Linked DNA regions of Homo sapiens: region 2 is linked to region 1. A link is a contact called in ENCODE Hi-C or POLR2A ChIA-PET data. All regions are on one chromosome and are shown on one strand. Each heading gives the region's core, a stretch centred on a gene start or an enhancer-like site at or near the end of the contact. The rest is flanking DNA. Distances are from core to core; before and after follow the strand shown. Region 1 overlaps LOC101928911 (a long non-coding RNA gene). Region 2 overlaps RNGTT (RNA guanylyltransferase and 5'-phosphatase).

Evidence for each region. Hi-C counts contacts between places; a loop is a spot of excess contacts on that map. ChIA-PET counts read pairs that join two places held with the same protein, here RNA polymerase II (POLR2A). Pooled maps may share reads with other maps.
Region 2: a loop to region 1 is called in a pooled map, with 5 times the contacts of the local background. The contact joins two enhancer-like sites. A Hi-C loop is called at or near these places in 1 of 168 maps with a recorded cell type or tissue (sciatic nerve), 1 of 37 single-sample maps with no recorded cell type and 2 of 50 pooled maps. POLR2A ChIA-PET finds 5 or more read pairs at or near these places in 2 of 52 experiments (CD4-positive, alpha-beta T cell and naive thymus-derived CD4-positive, alpha-beta T cell).

What each region holds. Positions count from the first base shown.
Region 1 is chr6:87,830,610-87,833,990 of GRCh38, reverse strand. The region is part of intron 2 of LOC101928911 (a long non-coding RNA gene); the gene reads right to left. Among named protein-coding and RNA genes, the nearest start is that of AKIRIN2, 130 kb to the right of the region's middle. Within about 2 kb of position 1,875, at least 7 of the 41 ENCODE cell types and tissues checked have a DNase peak (open chromatin) inside an H3K27ac peak, as active enhancers do.
Region 2 is chr6:88,760,363-88,763,743 of GRCh38, reverse strand. All of the region lies in intron 13 of RNGTT (RNA guanylyltransferase and 5'-phosphatase), which reads left to right. Among named protein-coding and RNA genes, the nearest start is that of RNGTT, 200 kb to the left of the region's middle. Within about 2 kb of position 1,888, at least 3 of the 41 ENCODE cell types and tissues checked have a DNase peak (open chromatin) inside an H3K27ac peak, as active enhancers do.

The DNA.
Region 1 (3,381 bases), core at 626-3,125:
TGCCTCCTTCAAGTCCCAACTAAATTAGCACCTCTTCCGTGTTAAGTGTCAGCCCTTCCATCCAAGTGCCATCCCAGCAATGAACCTTCCTGGAGTCCCCCAGTCAGGATTGAATCTCATCCTCTTTCATACTCCCACAACATTTTAACTGTAGAAAACATAACACTGTCCAAGTGATTAATTTTACTTTCTCTCATTGGAACATAAGCTCTGTAAAGACAGGACCTCATCTAGCTGACCCTAATGTTTGCTGCAGTACTCACCAAAGCACCTTGCAGAGAGTCAATAATATATCTTTGTTGAGTTGCATTGACATTGTGCTGAGTGCTTAGTGGGCAGGCAATGATTGTTGATTGATTATGAAGTGGTGAACAATGCCTGTAAAAGACCTCTTCACAGAAGGCCCTGTAGCATAAAGTATTAGGTTGAACTCTGTAAAATGGCCATTTTTATAAGCCAAATTGTTCAAATATTGACAATTTCACACGAGCCAATTCAACATAAGAAAAATAACCTGGCGGGGCATGGTGGCTCATGCCTGTAATCCCAGCACTTTGGGAGGCCAAGGTGGGAGGATCACCTGAGATCAGGAGTTTGAGACCAGCCTGACCAAGATGGAGAAACCCCGTCTCTACTAAAAATACAAAAAGTAGCCAGGTGTGGTGGTGGGCACTTGTAATCCCAGCTACTCAGGAGTCTGAGGCAGGAGAATCACTTGAACCTGGGAGGCAGAGGGTGCAGTGAGCCAAGATCATGCCACTGCACTCCAGCCTAGGTGACAGAACGAGACTCTGTCTCAACAAAAAAAAAAAGAAAAGAAAAGAAAAATAATCTAACCGGAATAGCCAATAAACCCTGGAAAGTGTTCCCTTGGAAGGTTTTGAAATCTCCCTTCTTGGATATCTTTTATAATCTTCCTACAGCTCTTAATATTAGGTTGGTATAAAGTAATGGCAAAATCTGCAATTACTTTTGCACCAATCCAATACTGTTTTTTTGAAATATCTAAAAAGTTCAAATTTTAAACTATAAACCTTCAAATAGCCCAAAGCCCAAATAACAGAGATGAAACTTGATTCTGACGACTTTGGTGAGCCATGAGACTCTAGGGTCATGAGAACGGGGCCAATTGCCAACAGGCCACCAGAAGAGAAAGTGGTTTACCTAGCTGAGTATCTCCCATTCTTGGCCAAAAAGGAGGCTGAGACACTCTGGGGCCTGAAAAATTGGAATTTCTATGTGCAGTAAATCCTTCTGTTCCCTGGCACCCTTTAGCAGATTGATCTGCCTGTATATTGATGTTTTGGGTGCCATCCTGACCTTTGGAAAGGATGTCAATAGTTGGGGGTTAGTCCAATAGATGAGAGTGTTCTGGAACTGGCAGCTTTCTTTTGTGTGACTGGAGCCTCTGGAACTGGAGGCAGCAAAGGTAGCTGACAATGTAATTTATCTACATTTCACCTGGAAACAGTAACATGTCTTTGAGCTCCCTGGAGACCCTAGTCTGGAAAAAGGCCCAAGATACCTGTCAGACCAAACAATGCCTATCATATTTTATTACATGGCATGAAACGTAAGACTTTATGCTCCATTAGCAGAAGGTTTCATTTTCACTCCAGGAAGGTAGTTCAACATTACAACATCTTATCTTGTTCTTTCTTGTGTTTTTAATATAAACGGCCTTAAAATTTCCCACTTCATCCCCTACACCCACTGCCCCAGGCATCTAGAAGCTATATTATCAGATTTTACAGTCTGAGATAATGTGTCATTGTGAGATTCCCAATATATACGTGGTGTGTATTTTTTAAAAAAAATAAAACTACGGCCTGATAAAAAGAAGAAGTTTGCTCTCTAGTGGCTGACTTATAAAAGGCTCTGAAAACCACACAATAGGTTATCTTAGAAAAGGAGGACGTCTAACAGCGATATCTATGTAACAAGGTCTGAGTAATCATTTTGTTTTTATTGATTTTTTAAATTTTCTTTACACTGAAAAACTACATGATAGCAACTATTTGTGGATAGCTTTTCCTATTAAAAAATTTTATATCATTAAGCTAATTTCAATTCTAAATTCTGAGAGCAGCAATTAGGTTTCTGGTGTTATATTAGCCTACCGTACCTTTAGAAAGCTCTATGGATTGGTTTAATACTGTATCATTAATGTCTATTACAGACACATTGCTAAATAATATAATATCATTAGAGCTTTTTAAGCCATTTTTAGCTCTTTGCAGAAAGATTATATAAATTCAGAGAGAAACAGTATAATTATGAATATGATCCTAATTAATATCATTTTATTATTCCTTTTTCTACAGAAACTAAATTTATAAAATTTTACTATGATATGAATTATAAAGCAAGGAAAAGATTTATCCTGGGTGCTTTTCTTTTTAGCTCCCCCTTCCCCACTCTGTTTTACTTTCCCATTTTATTCTCCCACAAATCCATTCCTTTCTCCCCAAGTCTATACTATTTTTTTCACTCTCTTCAGTATCCTTCATCAGATAGTAGAAAACTGACAACATCACTGGTCCCTGAAGTTCCAGCCTTTGTTTCAAAAAAAAAAAAAAGAAGAAGAGGTTACCTAGGAAGTTTTCTACCTCCTGCACAGTAACAAATACTTTAAGGAATTTTCAGATCCATAAATATTTTTATTCTTACTTTATCTGTGGGAAAGAAACCATATAGCATAAAAGAGGCTTGAGCTTTTCAGGAGGTCAGTACTACAGCGGAAATAATGCACTAAAGAATGCAAAGAAGAGGGTTTTATGGGCTCAGGGACGCGGACATGGGGCAGTGCAAAAGGTTATTAAGAAAGGGAGTGATGCAATCTGATTTACATTTTTGAAAATTATTCTGGATGCTGTGTGGAGGAAGTACCATAACAAGCACAACAGTAGAAACAGGGAAACTTCTTTGGAAATGACTGTAGTCTTACAGGCAATAAAATATAGTTGCATGGACAAGGGTGATAACAGTAGTATTGTAAAAAGGGAATGGGGCCAGGTGCGGCAGCTCAAGCTTGTAGTCTCAGCACTTTGGGAGGCTGAAGCAGGTGGATCACTTGAGCCCAGGAGTTCAAGACCAGCCTGGGCAACAGAGAGAAACCCCATCTCGACAAAACACAAAAAAATTATCCAGGCATGGTGGTGGGCCCCTGTAGTCCCAGATACTCAGGAGGCTGAGGCAGGAGGATTGCTCAAGCCCAGGAGGTGGAGGTTGCAGGGAGCCAAGATCTCGCCACTGCACTCCAGCCTGGGTGATGGGAGTGAAACTCTGTCTCAAAAATAAATAAATAAAGGAATGAATTTCCAATTTATTTTAGAAGTATAAATGGTAACAGATTAGAGGTGGGCATGGAGTGTGACTTTT
Region 2 (3,381 bases), core at 639-3,138, 930 kb before region 1:
AGAAATCTTACTTAGGCAATGGGCTCTTAATTTTTGTGGGTTTTATGTCTTCTGTCTTACATGTGTCTTAGCAAGATGTCTAAAGAACTTTATACTTCCTCTTTATCACTCTTAATAAGTACAAAATCATCAGCATTGTTGATCAGTGATTTGTTCTGTGTAGTGTCAGAGTGACCACTGTCTCTGAAAAAAATTAGAAAGACGATAACAAGTGAGAGACAGAAATTGGAGTCCTTACACATGGATGTTGAGATTGTAAGTTGGTGCAGCCAGTGTGGCAAACAGTTACATAGTTCCTCAAAATGTTTAAGATAGACTTACCATGTGACTCAGCAATTCCACTCTCAAGTATATACCCAAGAGAAATGAAAACATATGCCCACACAAAACTTGTACGTAAATCTTCTTATCAGCATTATTCATAATAGCCAAAGGGTGGAAACAACCCCAAATATTTATCAACTGACACATGGATAAATACGCAAACAAAATAACTCTTCCACCAGGCACAGTGCCTCACTCCTGTAGTCCCAGCACTTTGAGATGTCTGAGGTGGGCATAGTGCTTGAGTCCAGGAGTTTGAGACCAGCCTGGGCAACCTGGTGAAACCCCATTTCTAACAAGAAATACAAAAAAAAAAAAAAAAAAAAAAAAAAGCTGGCCATGATGGCACATGCCTGTAGTCCCAGCTACTTGGAGGCTAAGGTGGGAGGAACACCTGAGCCTGGGGAGGTTGGGGCTACAGTGAGCTGTGGTGGGGCCACTGCACTCCAGCCTGAGTGACAGAGTGAGACCCTTCCTTAAAAAAAAGGAAAAAGAAAATACCTTTCATTTAGACGACTGTAGTGGATCCTCTTAAGCAAAGAGACTCTGGATATTATGCCAGCTGGATTTCAATTCAAGCTCTGCCACTCTTTACTCAGGTTCTCTCTCTGTTGCTTGTGTTTCTGTAACTTCATTATGTGGATAATAGTGCCTACCTCGTGTGGGACTTTAATGACATAATACATGTAAGTCCTTTAAACTACTGCATGTTACATAATAAATACTAAATATATATTTACTATTTTTTAAAAAGACCACTGTCTCTGTAGATTCTACTGTGGCAGAGAGCAGAAAAGCAGTATGCTGTGGCTGCAAGATATACTATTGGTCATTCTAGGCAAAGGCAGATGTCTTCTGATAGTACCACAGATTGGTACAGAGAAAAAAGTATTTGCCAACTTGTATATAAGATTTTAGAGGCTACATTGATTGGTTTCGTTAAAGACAGCACATCTGAAATGGCAGCTGCACTTGGTTTAACATGATTAAATTTATGATAATCAAAAATCATTCTAAATCTCTGATGGTGGTACTAATTTTTGTATTTCCCTTGGAGATATGTTACTGCTTTTGGTTTATTTCCCTGGTAGGGAAGGCTGGTTGAAGGGGCTTTTATTTGGCCTTTCCTAGCATAATGACCCTTATTCCGTGGGTCAGACAGCCAATGTGGAAATTCGTTTTCCAAGTATTTCTCTTCCAGTTATACATCCAGTAACTGGAAAATAACCGCAGGTTGTATTTGTGGACATACCGTCACACTTAGATTTAAACTTGAGCCAGTAATCCATTTATCACCTGATTACCCTAAGCTCTCCATTTAACTTACGGACTGCAGTGGCATTTTGGGTTCCTGGCAATTCGTGTCTGTTTAAAGTAAGTGTCTGGTAATCCCCTAGTGGTCTGGGTGTTCTTTCTTTTGGATTATAATTTTTTTATTAGATTTTTCTTTTGAAAGAAAGAACATCCGTACCACTAGGGGGTTACCAGACACTTACTTTAAACAGACACGACCACTAGGGGATTACCCATCGGGGATTACCAGAACAATCACTTTAGCAAATGCTGCTCATCCTTTGAAAAACTGTTGGAAGATTTACAGCAAGGGTCAGCACTTTTTTTCTATGAAAGGCCAGATAGTCAATATTTTAGGGTTTGTTGCCTATGTATCTCAACTACTCAAGTCTACCATTGTGGTGCTAAATCAAAGCTAGACAATATGTGTATGAGTGAGCATGACTGTGTCACAGTGAAACTTTATTTACAAAAACAGGTGTGAGGCCAGATGTGGCCTGTAGACTATAGTTTGCCAACTGTGGATTTACAGTACTGTACATGGTTGTAGTAGTATTGCAATACCTTCTTTAAGGGGATCTGGCCTCCCACTTGTATTGGGAGGCTTAGGTATTTTTGTTGTTGTTTGTTTGTTTTGAGATAGAGACTTACTCTGTTGCCCAGGCTGGAGTGCAGTGGTGCAATCTCAGCTCACTGTACCGTCCACCTCCCGGGTTCAAGCGATTCTCCTGCTTCAGCCTCCAGAGTAGCTGGGATTACAGGTGCCTGCCACCATGCTGGGCTGATTTTTTATAATTTTAATAGGGGTGGGGTTTCACAGTGTTGGCCAGGCTGGTCGCAAACTCCTGACCTCAAGTGATCCACGTGCCTCGGCCTCCCAAAGTGCTGGGATTACAGGTGTGAGCCAACATGCCTGGCCAGAAGGTTCTGGTTTGTTAACCAGGTAAGGTCTGCACATTTAAAACTGAGAAATGCTAGCTTCCTAGCAAGCAGAATGGAATATATAGAATTGACTGCATGGTCTCCTTTACTTCCTATCGGAAAAGTCTTTTTACTCTGCTGACTAGAGTGTATGTGTGTGTGTGTGTGTGTGTGTGTGTGTGTGTGTATTTCTTTTGCTTCAATTCATTAAAAAAAAAAATAGAATGAGCTGGGTTTGGAAGCTGAGGCAGGAGGATTGCTTGAGCCCTAGGAGTTTGAATCCAGCCTGTGCAATACAGCAAGATCTCATCTCTGGGAAAAAAAAAAAAAAATCGTTTTCTCATGCTTATTTGAATTAGTGTTACTCTTTTTGAGAAGGAAATTGTGGTGGTAAAATATTTTTCTGAATGTTGAAGAACTGTTCTTATATAAGGAAGGATTAAGTATGGGGGAAAAAGTCTTACTACTTTGCTGAGCAGCATTTTTCTGTTTTCTACCCTCTGCCTCTTTCACAAAATGAAATGTTTAATTCTTTCATTTATATTTTATTTAAAAATTATTTTAAAGAAATAGACATAAAACACTAATGTAATCACTATTATTATAGTATGCTTAATGACTAAGCTATTTGGTATGTAGCTGGTTGTATTTTTTTATGTATAATATAGCTATTTTTATTATTTAGCAAATGACCCATAGTAACTGCTTTCTTATTTGAAAATATTCTCATCACCCAAACATATTTTAAGACAAATGCTTCGTTGGCTTTCAGTCTTTGAATGGTTACTACTGTTAACATTCTTGATTATGTTTTACTTCCAGTGTGCCTAGGAGAGGCAAGGA